Regions from separate parts of the Homo sapiens genome. Here all the other regions are linked to region 5. A link is a loop called in an ENCODE intact Hi-C map of the cell type or tissue named here. Cell type or tissue: PC-9. All regions are shown on one strand.

Region 1 (5,000 bases), 830 kb before region 5:
TGGTCTCTCACTTTCCCTCTAAATCCCTGATGTGAGAATGTATTGGAATTATTTCATGTAACAGTGTGTCTGCCCACAGACCGGCCTCCTGGCTCCAGCTTAGCAGTGTCCAACAGTAAAAATAGAAAAGCCCCTGAGTCTTGTCTTCTTTTGAGAGGAAAGAACCCTTTTGCAGAAGGCCCAGGAACCCCCTCCTCTAGCCACTTTGGCCAGAGTTGTGGTATGCAATTATTCCTAAGCTGTTCACTGGACAGGTAGCTGGGCCCCACCACAACTGCCTAACGTCAAGCAAGATTGATGCCTGGGGGCTGTGCTGGGAAGAGGCCCGCTTCAGGGGGAAATTGGGGCTGTGTTGAGAAGGAAGGAGGGTAGCTGTGGAGTGGGCCACTGAGTGGGGCCTGCGTTTCACAAGCATTCCAGGTCCTGCCTGGGGGTATAAATCCTGGCTCTCCCTTTTCCAGCTCTATGGACTGCACAAAAGTATAATACTATCTAACTTCTCGGCATTTCTGTTTTTTCACCAATAAAAAAAATGAAGGTAACAATACCCCCTCAGAAGATAACATGCGAGCAAGATGGAAGCACAGACCTGGCACAGGCCCATTCTTTACTCTGAGTCAAGTCTAGTCTCCTTAGGGACAGGGCATCAATAAGGGACCCCTCAGCACCTTGCACGATTCATTTAGTTCTCAGGAATTCATTTGCTAGGACTGAATACGGGAAACATGCTACTAAACTGCCCCTGAACTCACAGGCTTGTGATGTGTGGTGGATGAGACACAGCCCGTGCTGAGGCAGGCAGGTCTGAATCCAGTGCCAGAAGCACCATGTGCCATGAGGTGGCATTCGAATATTTGGAGCAATGAAGCGATCTCATTGAATGTATATATATGCTAGAGGAATTGCAATCATGAGAAAAATTAATTGCAGAGTTGATCGTAGAGGCATAGTGTCCAGGCAGAAACCTAATCCAAGCAAGAGATCATTTGACGGCTGAGGGAAGAGAGAGCCAAGGGGAATGGAGTGGAATGGAATGGAATGCAGGAACTCTAGAGGGGATTTAAAGGCTGAATATGCTGGTTTGCGGGCTTGAGTTAGGAGCCCACCTCTAGCAGTCAATATTACTAGAGCATTGGTGGTGAAGCCGTGGGTGTAAATAAGACCACGTGAAGTGGGCGTATATTAAAGACATATTGGTGACCTTTCTGATGTTTTCTACCATTTCATATTAATAGGCATGAGGATCGAAAATAGGAAATGATTTTTCTTTTCTCCTCCCTGGCAGCCTTCTCTGCTGTGATGTTTTTTCCTCATAAGGCTGGGGTCCTATTGCTTTCCCTTCTGATGAAGCTTTTTTATTACTTGGTGGGTAGAGGGCCTTAGGTGTGGCAGAGAAATTCCGCAGCCTCGCCCTCGCCGTCATAGTGATGAAGAGCGTTGACTCCGGAGTCACCAAGGGAAATTAAGCACATGTTTTATTAATCTTTATGAACCTCAGTTTCCTCTCCTGCAAAATGAGAACAATACTGGTGCCGACTTCGCAGCACTGTTTGCAGCGTGAGGGCGATAAGGCACTTACACAGGCGCGTGCCCCCCACATGGAAATGCCTGGAGATGCTGCCGGCTCCTCCACTCACCGAAACTGCACTTTCTCTCCTTTGTTCTAAATGAGAAACCAGGTGTGGGGAGCAAATGGGAGAAAGGGGCAGGAGAAGCTTGCCTCAGATTCCAACTCATATGACCTGTCAGTGACTAAAGACGGAATGCCAACACATGGATTGTGTGTGTGAAATGCCAGGTTGGTGTTTTCCACAGGGATGTGCCCGTTGTTCTCTGCTTTCTGTGGAATTCTCTTCCAGCGCCAGGCCTGGAGATGGGGCCTGCCCTTTTACCTCTCAAATATGTTCCCAGGGAAGAGTGTGTCCTTCTCCGGGAGCCACCCCATCACACTGACTCTCACTTTGGGCTCATTGCTAGAAACTCTGTGGCCTGCGCCTGCTTCCCATGTCGCGTCAAAGCGTCTCAGCACAGACCTAAAGGAGACCTCAGAGGTCACCCAGCGTGGCCTCGCAGAAACACCTGCGGGAAGGGATTACGGAGGTTTGCAGGGAAGGCCGGGCAGCCCGGGAGTGAGCGCCGCACTGCAGCTCCCAGACACATGCAGCTCCTGCTCCCAGGCAGGAACAAAGTGATTTCCCAGCTCCTGGGGCCATGGGTAGCTAACTGATTAAATACCCGGTTTGGAAAATTCACCTGACGTATTTCTTTTTTTTTTTTTTTTTTTTTTTTTTTTTTTGAGACGGAGTCTCGCTGTGTCGCCCAGGCTGGAGTGCAGTGGCGTGATCTCGGCTCACCTCCCAGGTTCACGCCATTCTCCTGCCTCAGCCTCCCAAGTAGCTGGGACTGCGGGCGCCCACCGCCATGCCCGGCTAATTTTTTGTGTTTTTAGTAGAGACGGGGATTCACCATGTTAGCCAGGATGGTCTCGATCTCCTGAGCTTGTGATCTGCCCGCCTCAGCCTCCCAAAGTGCTGGAATTACAGGCTTCAGCCACCGCACCCGGCCTCACCTGACATATTTCTTACACGTAAGCCACTTCTTTTTCTTGTCCAAACTGAGGCTAGCCCTCACCCAAGACTTGCCTGTATCTCAGTGCAGGTAGCTGAGCAAGGCACAGCCGCCAGGAGGAAGTCGGGGAACAGCAGCCGGAGCCTGGGGAAGCCCTGCACAAGTTGGCCTTGAGGAAACCACCTGACAGACGTTTGCTCTTCCTCACAGAGCTGGTGAGCATTCTGACTATGTGGTCACATCAGATCAGATCGCTCTCACCTCTCTAAGCATTTCTTTTTCTGGAGTATGAAGCAGCTATTCAGGGAGGAAAGCAATTTGATGTCAGGGGCTTCTTTGAGCCTTGGGAATTAGACCTCAGAAGCTTAGAATTGGAGCTCAGCTGCTGGTGGAAGATATACTGTGAATGTTTTATTCAGTAATGCATATATAACATTGAGCAGAATCCAAATACATAAATCACTTATACAATAGCTGTGAAGAGCCACCTTCCAGCACTTGAGAACCCGGCAGCCAGTGGCTCACAAAGGCCTCTGTCGCCATCTGCTGGCCGCATGCTTTCTCATGCTGTTAATTCTTGCTCTGGTATTTTTTGTTCCCGCAGCCTTTGGCACTCAGGTTCTTCTGCTGTAAAATTTGCCTCCATCAGAGCTGTATTGCCTTGTGTTTTTGAGGCTTGCAGAAGAGACCCTTAGCACTCCTTAAAATTCTGGCAGGACAGAGAAAACAAGATGGAGAGAGATGACAAAGCCGATTTCTTCCTCCTGGCTTTTTTTTAACCAGTTCTGTGCACTATCAGGCCCTCTGAGCTTAGGCCTATGCCAGCCACATCTCAAGGCCAAGGACACAATACTCGGTTTGTCTTTATAATAGGTCCTGTTATTGTGTCTGTCAACCTCCCGATGTCTGTATCACAGTCACCAATATATTACGCTAAGGAAATAGGAATTATTCACATTGCCAGTAAAACTTGCCCATGTATAAGCACAGACTCACACAGTTATGGGCCTGAAGACCATCCCCAGTGGCGAAACTGTGCCCCAGAGGTTGCCATAAGTCACTGGAGCCAGAAGGCATATTTGATCCCCTGTGTAAGATTGGCCACCGTACCCTGAATGACAGTGGTGTGCTGACTCACACAGAAGATCCGCTTGTGGTGCAGGCTTGGCCTCCTCAATGTGGCCACAGGCCCTAGAGCGCTAACAGATGTCACTTATCGGGATCACCCCTGAGGCATTGTGAACAGGAAGTGGCATCACTGATCTCCCACCAGCTCTGAACCAATACATGTGGCATCCCAACTTCCGGAGAGGCTGGACAGAGCATATCCGGAATGCAGCCACGTGGGGAGTCAGAGTAGGGCAAGGATATAGGAGTGCTGATGAAAACTGAAAACACAGGGGACCGGCCCGCGATGCGGCCTCCTGGGAGACATCTGCATGAGGCCAGCAGGCCAAGGGTCCATGGCTGGGGATGGCTGCGCTCTCCTTAGGGAAAGGCATTCCAGAAACTGAAGTTACGAGGCAGCGTAGGGAAAGCATCCTGGGCTCTTCAAATCTGGGCATGGCTGTGAGTCCCAAAGCGTTGTCAGTTTACACCATCTCCTAATGCAAGGGCTAAGTCATTAGGGAAAAAATCATGTTTCAGGTTTTAAGGGGAAAAAATGAAAAGGTGCATGGCCTTTACCTGTAAACAGTAGAAGGGGGTGGGGAATGGTTGAATGGTAGAAATGAAAATCAAGAAATCTAGCAATGGCTGGTGATTTAAGGACCTTGTATATCAGTTATTGCTGCACAGTAAGTCATCCCCCAAAACTTAGTGGCTTCAAAGAACAATCTTCATTTATTGCCACATCCCACTTCTATAGGTCAAGAATTCAGACAGGGCATGGCGAGGGGGGCTTGTGTTGCTCCACAGTGATTGAACCTCAGCTGGAAGATTGGAAAGCTGGGGGCAGGAATCATCTTTTACTTAGCTGTCTGGAGGTTGATGCTAGTTGTGAGCCAGGAGTCTGGCCAGGGTGTCAGCCAGAACATAGCACATATGGCCTCACTGTAACCTGGGCTTCCTCACAACATGGCGGCTGGGTTCCAAAGGCAAGAGTCCCAGCAGAGAGAGCCACACAGAAGCCATATTTTCTCTACGGCATAGCCTCAGGAGTTGTACAGCGTCACCTCCACTGTCAAGGTTATAGAACCTGTCCAGGTTCACATAGAGAGAACACAAACCCCTTCACTCAGTAGAGGAGGGTCCATTCATTGTAATACAATCATTGGAAAACACCATCTGCCACACCGGTTTCCTTATCACCTGTACCCGCATCCCCCCCGACACATGCACAGAAACAGGGCAGCCTGTCACAGACCCTCAGCGATCATGGCATGGGTTTGTGCTGGGTAAATAGGTGCGTTTGTGGGTCAGCTCTGCTTCTG
Region 2 (5,000 bases), 720 kb before region 5:
TGAGGACAGCGCCCGGGGTCCCCGGCTGGGGCACATGCTGGGGTGTAGGGCAGTGGTCAAGGGCCCTAGCCTTGCAGTCAGACACCCCTGGCGGGCTGTGTGGCTTAGACATGCTCCTCCACTTCCCTAAGCCTAGTTGTTTCATGTCTAGCATAAAGATTCCGTGTGGCAGGAAGAACACACCCCCGGGAGTGATTCTGAGATTGAAATGAGTGCTGGTGCTTTTCACCTAAACAAGGAAAACGGGGAGAGAAGCAGTATGTGGGGTGGGAGGGAGAAGAGTCTGTCTGGGCGTGGGGATTTGGACGTGCCTCTGGACACCCATGGACAAATATCCTGAGGCCATCTGATGTTTTCCGGGGGCCACGGGAGTGGGGGAGGGGAAGGTGGGGCGGAGACACAGACTTGGGCATTACCAGCAGGCAGGGGGCTGCTACCGCCATGAAGAGTGGGCAGTGCCAGGATCAGAGGGCCGGGGTAAAGCCTGCGGAATTCCCACATTTCAGAAGAGGCTGGGAAGGAGGTCAAGGAAGAGCAGCAGGAGGAGGAGAAAGCAGGAGGGTGTGGAGGGACGGGAGGCGGGGAGGAGGAATTCCAGGAGGGAGTGGCCGGGGTGACTGTTCTGAAAGCATGGACTGGAAGCCACAGCACATTTGGGCTGCAAGGAACCCGAGAGATCTTCTAGTCTAATCCTCTTTCAGTCTCCATCCCCGTCCGGATGAAGACAGCGAGATCCAAAAGTAAAGTCAGTTGTACTGTGACTTCCTAGCAGGATACCCTAACTCCTAATTCATAATAAAACTACAGACATTCTCAATTCAAAATTCTTCCTATTCAGTCACACTGGACTTTCTCCCAATGTGACAAAATTATTGAGATTTTATTGACTTACTGAACAACTGTGGTCTTTGCCATGTACTAAGATACTGTGTAGTCAAACTGCGCCTCTGAAATCTATTTTTATTGTACATTTAACAAATTTTGCTGTAAACAATAAGTTTAAAAACAATAGTCATAACTCATTAAACTGTATCTTTTAATTTTAATATGTTATTATACCTCAATGAAACTCAGTTTTAAAAAACAGTGAATAAAAAGTTGAGCTATTAAAACTAAAAAGTAATTATTTGCTAGTTTGTATACACAGACCCAAGAAATAGAAATATAGGAATATTTGGAACTTGCTCCTTCTTACAGCCTTGAGGGAACCGCTTATCCCTTATTACGCCTTGGTTTCCCTCAATGAAACTAGAAAATATTACCTTGCAAGACGCTCATAGTTAATTAATACGTATGAAGCTCTTGAATCTAAATATTAAATACTTGATGATATTGTCTGGTAAATATTATCTAACTGCATTTATAAATACTAGCATTTTTACAGCCTAGTGGTAATTACAAAGTATAGCCCATTTAAAATGAATACAAATATGTGCATATATATTTTTCCTGTGAAAGTAGGAAAAGAAAGTTGAAATTATGCAAGAACAAAGTAGAAAAATATGCCTCTCATATAAGATTGAGTGTTTCCATTGATCAATATAATTTTTAAAATGTTGTGATGATTCTTTTTTTCACTTAATTGGCTATGTCATTTGCACTCTACCTAAGTGAGATATTAATAAATTGTATATGATGTAAATAACAGGAAACAAGAAGAACTGCTGGCCTTATTCATAGTTAATAAAGAGAACCAGATGATGAAATTGTCTGAAAATAAGCCATTTTGTTTATTAAAAAGTTACTTCTGCTCCAGGGATCCAAGTAATAGAGCTTTGTGTTTTCAGAGGGAATGTTGCCATAAATCAGGGTATCACAACCTCAGCACTACCGAGGTTTGGGGCAGCTGGGTAATTCCGTTGTGGGGGCTGTCCTGTGGGCTGTGGGAGGTTGAGCAGCACCCCTGGCCTCCACCCACTAGATGCCACTAGCACCCCCTCCCTCATTTGTGACAACCAAATGTCCCCAGGGGGCAAAATTGCCCTCAGTTGAGAAACACTCCTATAAATATCATGTCCATGCTGGGGTGGGTGTACTTTTACATGTACGGGGGACTGGCCCGTAGGTTTGGCGGTAAGTCCTGGGCTTCCAAATTGGCATTTCCCAGTAGCTGGGCTGATGTGACAGCCTTCGGTTGCTCGGGCCTCCAGGCAGAAAGTGGAGGTGCAACAGGGGCTGTTTGCACGCTGCCTTGGCAGAGTTGGGGTGACAGGCACATCTCATGTGTTCACAGACACTGCCAGGCCTTCTCAGAGCTCATGACTTGCCTCCCCTTTCCCTGCAGTTAGGGAGCCTTTTGTCTTGCCCTCAATTCTCCAAAATAACCCAAAAGGTTTCCTTTATCTTTAACTCTGTTATAAACATGTTGACACTTTGCCAAACAAAAACCTGATGAAACATATTCTGAATTTTCTACTTTCCTACATAAAAACTTACAAACAACAGGCTGAAGGAAAGAATGTGTAGAGAAGATACAGGAAGTGACATCATAAAGCTGGAGGAGACTTTAGAGCTGAGCTGCTCTTGGTCACGCGGCACACAGTCCCAGTGCTCAGTCACCATGTGTCCTGCATGGCTCCCATGTTGGACGGCACAGACGGAACATCTCGATCGTTACAGGAAGTTCCACCAGATGGCGCTGTCTCCAGGGACATCTAGGGCACAGGCCTTACTTTATAACGAAGTCCTAGAGAGATTTATGTTCACCCGGCTGAAGAGAAGCAACGAGCTCAGGGCAGAACCAAGACTGGGAAGCAGCCCAGTTAACCCCACGCTGCGATCTCTCCCGCACACAACTGCCTTGTGGCAGGTCCACACCTGGAATGCCACATGGGGTTTTGGCCATCATAGCCTAAGAATGAGGGTCAGATAGGTAATTAAGAGAATGGACCAACTCTAAATAAAATGTTAGTCCAGTTCAGTAACCATGTCTCGTATACCTGCCATGTACCAGAACTTGGTCTGGTTATGAAGTTGAAAACAAACAAACAAACAAAAACCAAATAGATCCCTGTCCTAGCAGGGCACACAGACTGGGAGGCACTCCTTTCAATCCCACGTAGCCATCCCAAAGATAAAGATGAGCCCAGGGCCCAGCCTGGGGTGGGGAAGGTGGGGAAGGCGTGCTTGCTAGAGGAGATAGCATCCCTGTAAAGAAGGCAAGAAACGAGCTGGGATGGAGGGAGTTGCAGAGCCCAGCACTCAGGGGAGCAGACGGGAGGGCGGCCTGAGGATTCCCCTGACTGTGGCTTCGTTCCACTCACCTGGCTGTGCCCGGCCACCCCATGTAGAGGTCCCTCCTCAAGGCAGCATGTTTAGGGCACCGCCTCCACACAGATTCCCTTCCCATCCTGTGGCCCGCTTCTCATCCTCCACACCTGTCTTGCTCAGTGACGCTATGCTCCATGCAGGCTTATGCTTCTGGAGCCTGAGAACCAGCCTCCACTCTTCTCTCTCACACTCTATATCTAAGCTGTTGGCACACTCTATTCCTTTTTTTTTCGGTAAGTTCTAGAACCTGCTTCATCCATCCCCATGACTATCTTTGTCTCGGCTTCCATCATCTTTTTCTCTCTTTCCCTCTCTTCTTTTTACTTTTTATGTTTTTTAAGAGATAGGATCTTGCTGTGTTGCCCAGGCTGGAGTGCAGTGGTGCGATCATAGCTCACTGCAGCCTTGCACTCCTGGGCTCAAGAAGTCCTCCCGCTTCGGCCTCCTGACTAGCTGGGACTACAGGCATGCTCCACCATGCCCAGCTATTTTTTAAATTTGTTGTAGAGGTGGGGTCTGTGTTGGTCTGACTGATTTTTGAACTCCTGGCCTCAAATAATCCTACTGCCTTGGCCTCCCAAAGCACAGACTACAGATGAGCTGTGATGCTTGGTCTTCTTTATACATTAAAAAAAATTGAGATATAATTCACTGCCATAATATTCATCCTTTTAAAGCATACAATTCAGTAGTTTTTAGTGTATTCACAAAGTTGTGCAACCATCACTGCTATCTTATTCCAGAACATGCCATCACCCCAAAAGAAGCCCCATATCCATGAGCAGCCACTCCTCATCTCCCCTTCCCCTCTCCCTGGCAACCACAAATCTCCTTTTTGTCTCTATAGGTGTCTCTGTTCTGGACATTTCATGTAAATGGAATCCAACAATATGTGGTCTTTTGTCACTGGCTTCTTTCAATCAGCATGTTTTCAAGTTTGTTGAAAGGTTTCCATGTTGTAGCACACATCAGTATCATCACTTTATTCCTTCTTATGGCCGGACAATATCCTCTTGTATGGATATAGTGCTTTTGTTTATCCATTCACGGGTACATAACAGTATGCTTTTGTCTGCCCGTGGACATCAGGGTTGTGTCCACTTCGGGGGGATTATGAGTAGTGTGACTATGCGCATTCCTGTGTTAATCCATTTGGGCTGCTATAGGAAAATACCACAGCTGGGTGGCTCACAAACAACAGAAATTCATTTCTCACCATTCTGGAGGCTGCAGGTTCAAGAAAAGGTACCAGCAGATTTGGTGTGTGCTGAGGACTTGTTTCCTGGCCCATAATGGCACCTTCTCACTATGTCCTCATATGGCAGAAGGGGCCAATGAATGCTCTGGGTCCTCTTTTATATGGCAGTAATCCCATTCATGAGGGCTCCATTCTTATGACCCAGTCACCTCACGAAGGCCCCGCCTCCAAATACCATCACCTTGGGGGTGAGGATTTCAACATAGGAATTTGGGGGAGACACACACCTTCAACCTATAGCAACTCTTGCTCAAGTGTTTGTGTGGACATATGGTTTCACTTCTCTTGGGTACGCCTTCATCTCTTCATAAGATTGGTGAATACATTCCTCAGTTTTTCCTGCCTCCAGACTTATCCTCTCAACCCACTCTCCAACCTTTTAGTCAAATTTATTTATTTATTCATTCATTCATTCATTCATTCATTTATTGAGACAGAGTCTCACTCTGTCTCCCAGGCTATTCATTCATTC
Region 3 (5,000 bases), 540 kb before region 5:
CAGATGTCGCCTGCCACAATGAAGACCTCAAAAGCTCACCCCTAACCACCTATAGGGAAAGTTAAACATTTGCCAGCCCAGAAGCTCTCCAACATGGTGAAGCACTCATGATTCTTTTCTGACAATCCTTCAGCTTTGTATGATAGATAATAATAATAAAGTACCTAGTATATCTACATGCCAGGCACTAGGTTAAGTCTTTACCATCAATTAACTCATTTGATTCTCACCACCCTGCTGTTACGTCCATTTTACAGATGGGAAAACCAAAGGTAACTTTGGCCCAGGTTACAGAACTAGCACAGAGCTCAAAGTTGGAAGACCCAGATTACTACTTTCTACTAAATAAGACGTCCATGTCCTCTGGCTCTGAAAGGGAACGTGTAGGCCAATCTGTAATAACTATGCCCACCCAAGTGAGCGCCCAAATCTTTAGGGCAGTATGATTAAATCACAAATACTAGTCAGTCGAGAGCCACAGACCCTAGTGCTCAGTTTTAATTAGTCATTGCCATGTGCCTCGGTGCCATTATATTTCCCCTGGTAATCAAAAACTTTTAAAAAATGAGCAGTACTCCTGGATTTTCTGCTTGTTAGTTAAGAATTCTGTACTGGCTAATGCAAATTATACATTTTTTCAAATAATTTTTTAACACTTGAAAATTTTTGTTAAATATCCAAATTATATGGATCTCTCCATTCTACTGGCCCAAATGAAGAAAGATTCACCTTATTCATCAGTCAGCATTTCATCAACTTAGACAAATTCTAGTGCGTGGCTTTCACGATCTAACTATATGCTTTCAATTATCAAATGGCATATTTCATTTCTACTTCTTGATCCACACTGTTATCACAAAATGTATTATATCCAAAGTTCTCCTGAACCATTATAAATTTTAGGGCTATACAGTAGCATTCTTACAAGGAAAAGAACTCTATGAATACTTTTAAAATTAAGAAACTTATAGAATAAACAAAATTACTAGTTTAAATAGCCCCAAGAGTAAGTAATAGGAAAATAAAACCACTGTGAGTTCCCTACCACAAGCTCTATTAAAATTATAAACTTTTTCGCTAAAACATCGACTTTTCTAGTTAATTGACAAAAGTCACCAAACTGAACATTTAAAGATAAAATACACAGCAACGGTGAAAGGTATAAGACACTACATCTCTTCAGTCATAGCTCAACCAGAATGAGAACAGAGTTTTGTGTATCTAAAATCTAGCTATATCCCTCGTGCCTAGCAGACACTCAACAAGTATTTGCTGAATTAATCAGAGAATGAATTGTGATACTGGCAATTAGCGTGAAGCATTACTATGAAGATTCAGTAAGCAAATACAGTTATCCTATGTGCAATTATAAGGCCCTTGTTACTACTAATAATATTCCTCTTACCCACAAAACTCTATGAAGTATGTTGAACATGTATTATATTTTTGCCAATCCAGTCATGAGAAAACAGGTTCCAGAGTTAAATGAAGTCACCCAGCTAGTCCACTCTAGTTAGTGGTAGGGCTGGAACTGCCCCCCTCCCTCCCCACCCTTTCCCCCCAATTCTATCCCCTTCCCTGCCTCCTGTTTTCTCCTGAGCACGTCACACCATCTCACCATCAAACACACTGTGTTTTCTTTCTGTGTTTGTGGTCTACATGTGAGCTTCATGAAGGCAGTTCATTAGTACTGTTTCCTGCTATGTCCCTTGAACTTTTAAGTGCCTGGCACTTAACAGGTGCAAAAGAAGTAAGAATTTTCTGACATGCTTAAATTTGGAAGGAAGAGACTTTTTTTTTTTTTTTCCTGGCATGACCAGTTTGGGGGATACTTCATCTTAAAAATAAAAAGTAAACTGAATGGACAATATTCTTTGAACAGTAAAGTTTTTGTGCAAAAGCAGTGGAGAAAGAAAGTAAGAGCACTTATTTTAACACTTTCCCCCAAATAACTTAGCAACATAACATACAAAAGACTTAAGATTGTTAATCTTTAAAAAGAACACACCACACGAATTATCGTGCTGCTCAGTAGTGACCTTAGTGTCTGCAGTCTCCTGTTTATAATTCTGTTAACCTCAAAAAGCACTTGCATTTGTCAGATAATCATTAAGGTATGTTTTCATAAAGACTCATTTTGCCAAAAGTCAGTACTATCTGTTTTCATGATCGGCTTTCCATTCCACATTTTTAACAGGCTCCAACACCATTATGAAGCCCCCTTCAAGATGTTTTTCCTCATCCCAGTTTGCCTAAAATGTTGCTTTATACATGTTGGTTTTAAGAAACACTCATTCCTGCCTTTAGGAATTTAAAGGAGAAACGATGGACTAAGGCAAAGAAGTTTCATCTAGATGTTCCTAAATAATCAGAATACTCTTAAGACAGACCACTCTTCTAAGCTAAATATGATTAAACCTAAAATTTGATCAAGAAAAAAGTATCAGCTCTACAAGAACAGGTGAATGACAACTAGGGCCTAATATATTACATTACTTATCTTTTTAATCTTTGCTGTTATGCAAAGAATGTTTAGAAAAATGACTCAAGTATTATTAACAAAGTAAACAAGATAAGCTTCAAATATCCTATAAATACAATGACCTTCTGCCCTTGTCTCTATCACCTTCACTAAGAAGGGCCAAACTGGCCAGCAGGTGTCCCACCAGGCTTCACAGAGAAGCCTCCAGGCAACCAAACGCAACTGCGTCTTCTATACAATTAAGGCCCACGACCCTCAATCCTTAGCATGTCCTAAAAACCAAATAAAGACTCAGACGCAAGCCATTGGGCAGCTATAAATAGCCACACAACTAAAAATACACTGTGCTAATACTCCCTAGGAAGAATTCCTCTCCTGACCAAAATATTTGCCTTTTCATTGAATTTAACTTTCGGATCAGCTGTGATGCAGTGCAGACTCTCTCCTGTGTCGAAGACCTTCATTGTTGTTTTTCTACAGCTGTGCACTGTTCTCATGTGCCTGGTCATTGATGCATTTGTCAAAAGAACATTTTCAACACTATAATAGGAGGCATACATCGGGCTTAAGGTACCAGCAATTGTTTCCAAATTGATTATCTAGGAAAGGACATAATAGGTAATTCTGACAACTTTTTAAAAGTCTTTACGAAACTCTCCAATTTCTATAAAAGTTTGCCACTGGAAAAAAAGCACCAAGAATCAATCTGCCATACTGGAGTTATGTTACCATGAGTTCACTCATTCAGCAAATATTGTCAGACACTACTAATTATCAGACACTGTTCGAGAGCTTGCCTATACAATAAAGCACCCCCCTCCCAAAAATACCCTGCCTTACATTGCTCACATTTTTCTTGAAGAGCCTACCTAATTTCATAGAATCATATGTAACTATGGTTAAATTTTATTAAATTTCAATATCTATAAGCAAAAGCATAAGCCAGTAATATTTTCCCATTTCAACACTGGTCACTAACCAGTTGCCAGCAGTTCTTAATTTCAATTATGGGACATGTGAAAGCAAGGGCAAAAACCCTCAGGAAAGCTTTCGCACATCTTTTTTCTAACCAACCTTATGGCAATCCCAACCTACAGAATCAACTACAGAACTCCTGACAATTGTTCCTGACTGTATATTCCCAAAGTGCAGGAGGCTTCCAGCACCTTTCAGCTTTCGTTTGTTGAGCCCTACCTTGGCTGTAGGGAGACACAGTTTTTATTTTAATTCAAAAGACAGCAGAAGTTGTAAATGTTTAGGAGGCATTTTTGCCCGTTCTAAAGCTCAATTTTTAAAGTATGAAATTTGAAATTACCACACTGATTGATCCTGGAGAAAACTGAAGTTTTAAAGGCAGAACTTGATACATACAATGAAGTGACTACACAAATCCTACTTTAATTCACTGAACCTTCAGTTCATGACAAGAGAAACAATGGAAAGACTGTTAACTTGAATCTTATACCATCACTCAACAGTAACTACAAGTTTCAGGCATCAGGTTAAGAATACAGATGATCTGAGACCTAGACCCTGCTATCACACAAGATGCTCAGCTAGAGAAAAATGGAATCAAAGAGCAATAAATTTAATTTCAACAGAAAGATGTACAACAGCAGCTCCTTAGCTGCTGAAAGAATGTGGGGAAAAAGACAGACAGGTCCACTAAACAGGACACTGGGGACCTACAACAGCTGGGTGGACCATGAGACAGGGACGGATGGGGGCGGCAAGTGACAAAGTAATGAGATGCACAGAGACTCAACTTTGATGCACCAGGGCTTTCCCAAGACTTACTGAATACCAATCTCTAGGAGGGAACCAGAAATTTGCAACTACCCTCACACACTGATGATTTTGGTGCACGCAATAGTTAGAGGGCCACTGGTGGCATTCCTGGGTGGTCCATGCTGGGTTTTAAGCAGCAGATAGACATGACTGTAACTGGGTCTCATTAGTTCACACAGCAGGGCTGTGTAAACGTAGTGTGCAGAATAAGAATGGGGGGATCACAGATCTAAGTGGATCTGAGACTACTGCAGAAACCTAATAGGGGGCTACTTTGCTGACCAAAATGGGAAAAGGAAAGAGTAGAACTATCCAAATTACAGAAAAGTTTAATTTTATGGATTTAAATAGGACAACCATATGTCTTGGTTTGCCTAAAACAGTCTTGGCTTACAACTGCTGTCTCAATGTCCAATCTGGTTTTGTCTTTGTATTTTTCATTTTTAATTAAATATTATGATTCACTATTGCATTAAAATAAGCCAGTTTGAGTTTAATAAATAACCTATTTTTTCTATGTCTTGCTTCTGTCACCATCTCATCTAGTAGCATGCAAGACACACATACAGCGAACAGAGTTCACACTTCAATGTGTTGTTAACTCTGAAAGTCAACCAGGAATAAATCACCTATTTTCTGGGCCCTTTCCAGGTCCAAGATAACTAACAGCTCCCTCTCCAGCACTCTGACGGAAGAAAGCATGCTGGCATCACATGGGAAGCAATTACAT
Region 4 (5,000 bases), 150 kb before region 5:
AATTACAGGTGCCAGTAACACAAGTTAAAACAGTACACCTTTATTATCCTTGATGCCATACACAACTAAAACTGTAGCCTGACAGCATTTGGGGCATAGCTTTAGCTGTAGCAACTAAGAAGATCTTTAAGGGGTGATCATGGCTTAAGTGTGCACATATGCCCTGCGTGACACTCACATACGTTGCCTCAGCGGAGAACTCACTGGCTGTGTCTTACTCTGAGCCAAACAAAGACAACGCCAGCCCATCTGGCTCTGAAACAATTTAATATCTTCTCTTTCCTGTAGGTAGACAGAGAACCATTTGAAAGTTAACTATCATGACTGCATATTGCACACACATTTTTAAACTTCTAAAAAAAAGAGAGAGAGAATGGCTACAATGAAGAGCGTCAAGTCCGCTTGTCAAATCTTGTGGTAAGAGGACGAGAAATGCTACTTCAGTAGCCACGAGTATTTCTGAGATCGCTAAGTAGCACTTGCTTTTAACATCTGCTGTTCAAGACCCTCATTTGTAGCAGCCTTTTCTGTTTGCTTCTGTTCACATGCGGAGGCAGGTGGGGTCAGATCCAGTTCAGGTTTCTTGAGCCTCTGATTAAAATGATTCACACCAAATCTCCCTTGGCCCCAAATACATCTTCACATCAAATACTGGTTATCTCCTATAAAACTGGGAAGCAAATCTAGGCTCCTTCAGTGTGCAAGGCTTTGATCGACCCAGTGGATCTTGCTGCTTTCCTAAAGCATCAAGGAGACTGCATTTCGTTTTCACAGTGTGGCTCCCAGGAGGGGAACTGAAAGCATTACAGATGATGTGTCTGCAAATACAATAAAATGTTCTTAGTGGGCGAGGAGGACATTTCCGACCCACGGTGCAGAGTGGATGAACTCACTGTTGGTTTTCCCGGGAAGAACACGGCTATTGTCACTTGGCTCCTACTTGGCGGATGCCGGCTAGGCTGGGGCGCAGTCAGTGAAGAGGAACAAAGTTTTCCTCTGTGCAAAGCTAATTGACCCATTCCCGGATCAAACCTGCAACCTCGGCCTTCTTGGCACCAGCCACAGACTGACTGAGCTAACGGGGACAAACTGTTTCCAAGTCATGTAGGAACAAATCCTTCGGAGCACAAGGCGTCTGCTGCCCGGCACAGGCTTCTCAGCGAGACCTTGGTGAATGGGCTGGAATCTCTGCACGGAGCAGCCAATTGGCAGGCAACTGACAGCCGCTGGCCTTTTGCACACAGGGCCTCACTGGAGCTGTACTTTGTTTTGCTGAAGGTGACTTATTCACACATCCCAGATGTTCCCTGTAACCGAGAGCCCTGGAAACAGCTACCGAAAAACACATGTGTTTTCTAAAGGCCTGACAGAAATAAATATGAGCAAACAGCCTGAGGTTGCTGTCTGATCACCAGGCAGTCTAAGGGCTGACCCCATCTCTTCATTTCCTCTCTGTGCTGCTGGGCCTCCCTTCCCTAATGGGGCAGGATCTGAACAGCTCTGGTTGTAGTTTTAGGGTTTGCTGTAAGTAGTTTGAATGTAATAAACTCATAGAAGAACATTAAAAGTGTTAAAAAGAGGGCAAGGAGAACAGAAAAAGCTGGTATTAGCTTGAAATGAATATGTGGAAAATGCAAGTATACTTTGAAAATGATAGCATCGTCTCATATTTGCTTTCGATTAAAACTTATACAGGCATTTTCTCCCTGCGGAAGCCTAAAGCTCTCCCTTGGAGGAATGTCAGCAGTGACACCTAGGTAGCCTCTGGCAGCTGAGGGGTAAGACACAGGAAATCAACCGCACGAATGCATTTGTCCTCCTCCTGGGACCCGGGCCCAGCTGTGCAGGATGCGTAATGCCCCTCTTAGGTTCTCTCGGCATCTCCCTAACTGGCTGCCTCGCTTCCACTTCCTTTCTGTCCAAATCCAGCCTGCAAATGGCCATGACACGGATCTTCCCAGGGCCTCACCAGCAATAAGTCGTTTCCCTACATGAGATGGCTTCATGCTCCACCATGTGAAATGCACGGGGAACAAACAGCAGTTGCCTCTCCTTGGCTTTTGAGACCTTCCCCTGTCTGCCATAATCCTACTTTCCAAACCCTCTCCTGACCCCACCAGGGTTGCCTCTGTGGCCCCCGACTCTTCCTGTTTCCCAGACCAGGTTGGACCCCATTAGAAACTTCGTGATGTTCTGCACCTCCTCTTCCCAGCCCTCCTCACAATCCCAATTCTCATTTAACCTCTTGTCCGCTTCTGTGAGCTCCCTGTGAGGGCCAGAGCTGAGCCATCTTCCTCCCTGTGTGTCTGCAGTGTCTGGTAAGGAGGTGCTCTGTGAGTCTTTGCCGGTTGAAGGAATGACTCCTCTTAACAACCAGCTGGCCCTGCCTTTTAATACTCCACATCCATTCTGTTTCGTCGTTTCTACCCCTAAGACTATGCTCCTGTTGCTTTCTCTACCTGAGAAGGCCTTCCCTCTTCCCATCCACATCCCACTTACCTTTGCTAGCCCCCACTCAGTTCTTTATCCTGTACAAGGTCGCCCTTGACCCCTGATCTCTGGCCCATCTGATCTGCCCTGAGTTCTCCCGCTTCCACATTCCTAGGGCACTCCCTGCACCACGGATGCAGGCCCTAACACATGCTACCTTGCAGTGTGACCTGAATTTTCCCCAAGTCTGGCCTCCCTTATCAAATCTGTATCCACCTTCCTAAATTCCTAAGAGCCCTGAGCAGAGCTGAGCACAGACCAGCTGTTCGATAAATGTCTGACTCACTATGATTGGGCAACTTTCCTGCCTCTCTCTGATTATCTACATCCTGTCCATTGTTCCAAGTCTGGCTTCCTTTGAGGTAGCTTTGTGGATGATGCCCACGTTGACCTCATGCCTGGCTCATGGTGTAAATCCACACTTTGTGGAACTCTCACCCCTTTTGGGATGACATGCTTGAGCACACACTCCCAGTAAACACACATAGTCCATGATCTGTGAACTTGACGTGGGTCCTGTTGTACCCTGACTCTCTGGATCACTGGTCTACTCTCAGGGGAACACAGAATGCACACTGGCGGCCATGGGGCTTCAAGGCACCGCTTGGCACTTTAGCCCATCTCATGTTGCTCTTGGACACCAGAGAACATAAGGCCTAAAATGTGTGGCTGGGGGTGTTGCCTTTTTGGGATAACTTTCTGTGCAAGTTGGAACTTCTGGTCCTGTTGTTTGACGCATGTATCTCTCAGTATAGGAGGCTGATGGTGGAACCCTTTGAGACCAGGAAACCCAACACCAGGAGACCAGACATTTTACTGGACACAGACAGACACTTATTTTAAAGATGCCTACTGCGCCTGGCACAGAGTAGAAACTTAACATAAGTTGATTTAAATTAAAAGCAATTGTGATCCTTGATGGCCAGCGCCCTACCTCATTGTACTGAAATGTCCTTTTAATGTGAACCTCGTTAAAAAATTTTGAAAATCTACATACTCCTTCAGACATTTTTAAATTGACATCTAACATCTTCATCATCATAGGGTTAAATAAGTTTACTTCTTATTAACAGGAGATAAAAAATGTTAAATATTTTATATGGTAAAATAAGATGAGAATTGATTATAATTGGAATACATATTTTATATTATTTCAAAAAAATATTTTCATTAGTTTATTGATTAAAGGATGACATATCGGAAATATATCAGGTGAAATTTTTGTTTGTCTGATTTATTGTATTTTGAAAAATCCACTCATCCTGCAAAAAATTCCAGTTACATTTATTTAAATGGATCAGTATCGCAGCCCTATATGACTTAGACATTCTGAATTATGAGCCCTCATGGGCCAATATGCCTTCTCTCTTGCAGAAATACGTATAAGACAGGAGAAGGCAGAAAGCCTTGTGAGCTCAAGGGCCTTGATTTATCTTTAAGTTTATCTCATTGCTTTAAACTCCCTCCTGCAGCAAAGCACCAAAGCAAGATTTGGGATGGATAAAGGATACATCTTTTTTTCTAAAGTGAGAAAAGCTACATTCTGAACATAGCTCATTTTCAAGCTGATTAATATTAGAAAAATACTACTGGAAATTGATTCCCCTGTAACTATCCTTGCCTGAGTATTATGGGGAAAGTCTTCAGGTCCCCCAGGTAAATGTGCACCTAGTTGGAGGAATGTCGGCCCAGGCTGCCCACCTAGTGATGAGACAGGTAGAACAAGGTGAGCATAAGTGCTGCCCGGGCTGGGAGCAAATGCCTTTCCTTGGTTCCACGGAGAGGGTGGTCCTTATCTTCATGGAGAAGCAGCTAATTGGCCTGTAATGAACACAGACAGAAATGAAAGGGTTTCTAAGCCAGGGACATGCAACAGAGTACAACACCTCTCAGAGGAGCAGAGGGCAGAGTGGTGGGCAGGCAAGGCTGAAGCAGAGGTGAGGAGGGAACAAAAGGCAGGGCACAGGAGCCAGCATGGCCTCAGGGTCAGACTCGCTTAGGTCAAGTGCACCCTGGTTCTTTTTGTCAGCCCTGCCCTGGGAAACCTAGAGCTCAGACTCCTGGGTCCCCAACTTACAGCCTTGTCCTACAGAAGGAAAACTGTACAGCTTTTGCAGCATGACACGCTGTGAATACAGTCTGGCCTCATCCTCTGTGGCTCTGGCACCTCCACAAGCCCCTGGCTCATGCTCTGGTCCCTGTGTCTTGTTCTTCTCAGACAAACCACACTCTGCCTGGCTTGAGTGCCCAAGCTGTCCCTCCTCTGTGTAGAATGACCTCCCTGTTAACTCACAAGTCATTGTTTCTGAGCCTTCTTTCTCTAGCGTGTCCGTTCCTACCTTCCCCCTTAGAGCAGAACTTTTCAAAGTGGGGTCCACTTCTGTGCCAGCATTACCTGGGACTTTTTGTGGGGAAAGAGAGTCGATTCCTAAGACACATCTGGAGATGCTGATTTGGTAGATCTGGAATTTGAATATGTAATATTGGAACTCCTGGGACAATGTCTGGGA
Region 5 (5,000 bases):
AATATTATGATCCAGGAAAGGTTAAGAACCACTCATTTAAGAAAACCGACAAAGAAAAGAACCACTAACTGGGAGAGAGAATAGCCTTAGATTCTGTATGATGTTCTGCACCTTCTTTTTAAATTCCCCGGCTATTGATCTGGAATTTTATGTATAACTCTAGCACCTGCCAGCAAACTCTAAGGTTAGCCTATGCAAGGAAATGAGGAGAAAGAGTGAAATAACTGTATTTAATGGTTTCTGGTTTGACTCTCTACATGGGGCTTGTGACCTTAGCTAAATTGAAGACTTGGATGACTATGAAGGGGACAATCATGAAGTTGGCCCTGACCCTTGCTTGTAGTTCTTTAAAGTCTTTATAGTAATGATTTTATTAAATAAATAGCTTTGCAAAGCCTGTACAATTATTGTTGTCATAATCATTAATGTAACTTATCAAATGGCAGAGACTACTGAAGCTTGCTTGGTTCCTTAAAAGGCATAGGGAATTGGTGGGAAATGCCAAAATCCTGAAATGGTTTTTCATTACAACAAAAGAGAACAATGAGGATACTGTTGTCAGATATCTCAATGAGGCAAATAAAGTATAGAAAGAATTCTTCTTCTTTTAAAAATGACACTTCTTCTGATTGTAAAAATAACCCATAGGCATTGTAAAAGCTGTAAAAATGTAAAAACAGCAAAAACAAGTAAATAAATGCCAACCATATCCCAACAGCCATACATAATTATTATAAACATTTCGATGTATTTTTCGTCTTTCTTCTAAAAATACTTTTTTGTATAATTGGGAGTAATATTGTATTGTACATAACATTTTTGTATCCTAAGATTTTTTTCACTTAGTATTATAATTATGATCTTTCCTACCATCATTATTTTTCAAAAACATGATTGTAATAGCTATTTTTCCTTCTTTATAAGTGCTCCTTCAGTAGATATATTGTGACGAGTATAAAATATGTTTCTTATGTTCTCAAGATATAGCATTAGTTTTATGTTTAAATGCAATCATAGGAACTGGGCCTTTCTATTGCCTTCTTGTCTCTTTTGTGTAGATCTTTCAGTAGAAGCTCTCTTAAATGACCTTCGCTTAGCTGACTCTCCAGATTAACTGACTGACCTTCTGTTTACTCTATTTTTTCATGACCATGCTGAATCCCTATAGCCCAGTAGTCTACTGTGATACACTGATATACTTTTGCTCTTCCTGTTTTATTTGTATGCTTACCAAGAGTTGATTGGGTTTGTTCCCAACCTGTTTCTGCCACCTGTACATATTATAATGACTACACAATTTAATTATATACTTCAGCAATCCATAAAATCTCAGGATTAAAAGAGTGTAATTTCCATGAACATAAAGTAGAATCCTTCAGAAACAGTCTATAAAGAAAAGTCACTTATTTTTACTGAAAAATAATTGTTTATAAAAATCAATCATTTCTATATACTAGGAATTATAATTTGAAACTGAATGTTAAAAAAACAGCATTTATGATTGTTCACAGGATCTATATGCTGAAAACTATGAAACACAGATGAAAGAAATCAAAGAAATCAAAGATCTAGATAAAAGCAGAGATACACAATGTTCATTGATTGGAAAACTCAACATAGTAAGAATGAAAATTTTCCCCAAACACATTTATAAATTTACTGCAGTTCCAATAAAAAGTTCAGCCATATATGTACACATGCTGATTCTAAATTTCAGGTGAAAAGGAAAAGGAATTAGGATAGCTAAAACAATTTTTGAACAAAAAGAATAAAGTTGGATTAATAACACTACTAAAGTAATCAAGATAGTATAATAGGACTTTTGATTTCAAAATGGCAGAGTAAAAGCAAGCTGGTTTCACTCTCCCCACAAAAACCAAAAACAAATACACAGTACTGAGATTATTGCCAGCAATATCCCAGAACTCAAATATCAGAATGAGACAGTTCCCAGGGCAACAGAGCTGTGAAATCACTCGGGGCAGATAGTAAAAGGACTACCGTATCCATGACACCCTTCCCTCCAAGTCTGCCTGGCACAGCACCAAGCATGAGAAAAATTTCTCCCTGACTCACAGTTTCTACACTGGAAAAAGTGAGACTGAGGTGCACAACCAGCTTCTTTACCAACTTGGGCTCCCTACTACAACAGTCCCTGTCTCAACCCATGGGAAGCATCAGGAGTGCCTGAAAGGAGAAATAACCCTGATTACAGCCAGTGACAAAGGTGGGGGTATTACCATTCCCAGACCCTGAAGCTTTACTATGTAACTAGGCCAAAGGAAATGCCAAATTAGTGTGGCTGTGCAGCAGCACTACACTGTGGAAGGTTTGTTCCACAGGTCCCCTGGGCATAAACTCTTAGCCAGCCTTCCCACACTGCCAGGATGTCCCCTTTGAGATCTCTCCCATTTGGAATGGGCAGCACTCTGGTTGTTTACTACAACTGAGGCAACCCTGGGCTTAAGGCACCATCTAGTGCCAAAAAAGAGGCAACAACATCATTGGGGAAAAAAAAAGATAATCTACAATTAAATTACAAAGCATTTCTAGGAAAACTTATCCAATAAAACCCAAAACAATCCAGGCAGAGAAGACTGAAATAAATAATCCTTCAATGCAAAGATGTAAATGTACATCTACAAAAAACAACAGCAAATGGGGAACCATGACCTCCCCAAATGAACAAAACAATAAACCAGTAACTGACCCTAATGAAACTGCAATATGTATGCTCTCAGATCAAAAACTGAAAATAGCAGTTTTAAGAATACTCAGAAATCTCTAAGATAACACAGAAAAGCAATTGAGAAATTTATCAGAGAAATGTAACAAAAAGATTGAAATAATTAAAAAATCAAACAGAAATCATGGAACTGAGAAATACATTTGCTGAATTAAAAAATGCAACAGAGGCTCTCAACAGCAGAATGGTGATATCAAGCAGAGGAAAGAATCAGTTAAGTTGAAGATAGGCTTTTTGAAAATGCACAGAAAAGAAAAAAATGAAAAGAAACAAAGATCACCTAAAAGATATAAAAAATTACCTTAAAAAACAAAATCTAAGAATTACTGGTGATCAAAACAGAGTTGAGTAAGAATAAGGGATAGAAGGTTTATTCAAAGGCATAATAACAGAAAACTTTTAACACTTGAGGAAAAATAAATAACCAGGTACAGAAAGGTCAGAAAACACCAAGCAGATTCAACTCAAATGAGACTACCCCTGGAATAAAATGTTCTACCCCTAATCAAATGTTCAAGAATAAAAAATAAGTAGAGAATCTTAAAAGCAGCAAGAGAAAAGAAGCAAATAACATATAAAGGAGCTCCAATTGATCAGCCAACAGACCTTTCAATGGAAATCATACAGGCCAGGAGGGGGTAGAATGACATTTTCAAACTTCTGAAAGAAAAAAAAGACTGTCATCCAAGAATACTATATCCAACAGAGCTATCCTTCTAATATGAAGCAGAGAAGTCTTTCCCAAACAACAAAAGCTGTGAGAATTTGTCACCAGACCCATCTGACAAAAAATGCTAAAGAGAGCTCTTCAAACTGAAAGAAAAAAATACTAACATGCAAAAACAAACAAACAAAAAAAAGTGTAAATATATAAAACCCACTGGTAAAATTGAGTACATGACAAACCCAGAATACTCTAATACTGTAATTGTGTTCTGCAATCTACTCATAACTCCAGTAAGAAATCTATTAAAAACAATAATACCTACATCAACCTGCTAAAAGATAGACCACCAAACAATTGTTTTGCATTTATTTCTGGGTCCTCTATTCTTTACCATTGGTCTACGTGTCTGTTTTTATTTCATTACTGTGCTGTTTCAGTTAGTATAACTTTGTCATATATTTTGAAGTCAGGTAGTGTGATCCCTCCACCTTTGCTCTTTTTGCTCAGATTGCTTTGGTTACCTGGAGTATTTTGTGGTTCCAAACAAATTTTAGGATTACTTTTTCTATTTCTGTAATGAATGTCATTGCATTTTGATAGGGATTGAATTGAATCTGTACATTGTTTTGGGTAGCCTGGTCATTATAACAATATTAATTATTTCAATCCATGAACATGGAATGTCCTTCTATTTTGTTTTATCGTGTTCGATTTTTTTCATCAGTATTTTATTGTTTCTCTTGTGGAAGTCTTTCACTACTGTGGTTAAATTTATTTCTCAGTATTTTTTTCTTTGCTATTATAAATTGGATTGCTTTCTTGATTTCTTTTTCAGCCAGCTCGTTGTTAATGTATAGAATCACTACTGATTTGCAGCAGAGAGGTGGGTCTCATTTTTCTAAAAATTTATTCAGCCAGTCTATATATTTTAATTGAAGAATGTGATCTATTTAGATTAAAGGTTATTATTGGTATGTGAGTACTTACTCTGTTTGTTATTTGTATTTTGATGCCTTTGCATATTTTTTGTTTCTTTCTTCCTCTGTTATTGTTTATCTTTGCATTTTGGTGGTTTTCTGTAGTGATGCATTTTAACTACTTTTTCTTTCTTCTTTATGTCTCTGTTCTGCCAGTGAGTTTTACACATTCATGTGTTTTCATGATGGTAGATATCATTCTTTTGCTTCCAGATATAGGTCTCCCTAGTGTTTCTTGTAAGACCAGTCTAGTGGTAATGAATTCCATTTTTGTTTGTCTGGAAAAGACTTTATTTCTCCCTTCATTTTTGAAGGATAGTTTTTCTGGGTATGAATTCTTGGTTGTAAGTCTTTTTCTCTTTCAGCGTGACTATATCATGCCATTCTCTCTCTGCCTATAAGGTTTCCGCTAAGAAATCTGTTAGTCTAGTGGGCATTTCCTTATATGTGACTTGATGCATTTCTCTTTCTGTTTTTAGAATTTTTCTTTGTCTTTAACTTTTGACAATTTTACTATAATGTGCCCCAGGGTGAAACTTTTTGAATTGAATACATTTAGAAACTTTTAAACTTCGTGAACCTGGATGCTCATGTATCTCCCAAGATTTGA

The links. Peaks named below come from ENCODE experiments on the same cell type or tissue, not always from the same donor. Only the 100,000 strongest peaks of a DNase experiment are listed, where the experiment ranks them.
Region 1: a loop joins it to region 5, with 7 times the contacts of the local background. A loop is called at or near these places in 5 of 110 quality-filtered maps.
Region 2: it touches region 5 in a loop (6-fold over the local background); 13 of 110 quality-filtered maps call a loop at or near these places.
Region 3: it touches region 5 in a loop (7-fold over the local background); 4 of 110 quality-filtered maps call a loop at or near these places.
Region 4: it touches region 5 in a loop (2.6-fold over the local background); 5 of 110 quality-filtered maps call a loop at or near these places.

What each region holds. Positions count from the first base shown.
Region 1 is chr6:5,141,921-5,146,920 of GRCh38, reverse strand. All of the region lies in intron 2 of LYRM4 (LYR motif containing 4), which reads left to right. The region is part of intron 3 of LYRM4-AS1 (LYRM4 antisense RNA 1); the gene reads right to left. Among named protein-coding and RNA genes, the nearest start is that of MIR3691, 3.9 kb to the left of the region's middle. In PC-9, a CTCF peak has its summit at 3,113 (motif pointing left); a DNase peak (open chromatin) is centred at 3,080.
Region 2 is chr6:5,028,459-5,033,458 of GRCh38, reverse strand. The region is part of intron 2 of LYRM4-AS1 (LYRM4 antisense RNA 1); the gene reads right to left. It also overlaps a transcript of LYRM4 not described here. Among named protein-coding and RNA genes, the nearest start is that of RPP40, 27 kb to the right of the region's middle. RefSeq lists a silencer at 2,501-2,661. In PC-9, a CTCF peak has its summit at 2,650 (motif pointing right); no DNase peak of the experiment used is centred here.
Region 3 is chr6:4,846,489-4,851,488 of GRCh38, reverse strand. All of the region lies in intron 1 of CDYL (chromodomain Y like), which reads right to left. Among named protein-coding and RNA genes, the nearest start is that of CDYL, 73 kb to the right of the region's middle. In PC-9, a CTCF peak has its summit at 2,701 (motif pointing right); a DNase peak (open chromatin) is centred at 2,588.
Region 4 is chr6:4,457,058-4,462,057 of GRCh38, reverse strand. All of the region lies in intron 2 of LOC105374894 (a long non-coding RNA gene), which reads left to right. All of the region lies in intron 2 of LOC107986561 (a long non-coding RNA gene), which reads right to left. Among named protein-coding and RNA genes, the nearest start is that of LINC02533, 29 kb to the left of the region's middle. In PC-9, no CTCF peak of the experiment used is centred here; a DNase peak (open chromatin) is centred at 2,757; H3K27ac peaks cover 330 bases.
Region 5 is chr6:4,310,596-4,315,595 of GRCh38, reverse strand. No RefSeq gene overlaps it. Among named protein-coding and RNA genes, the nearest start is that of LINC02533, 180 kb to the left of the region's middle. In PC-9, a CTCF peak has its summit at 2,487 (motif pointing left); DNase peaks (open chromatin) are centred at 2,035 and 2,445; H3K27ac peaks cover 1,545 bases.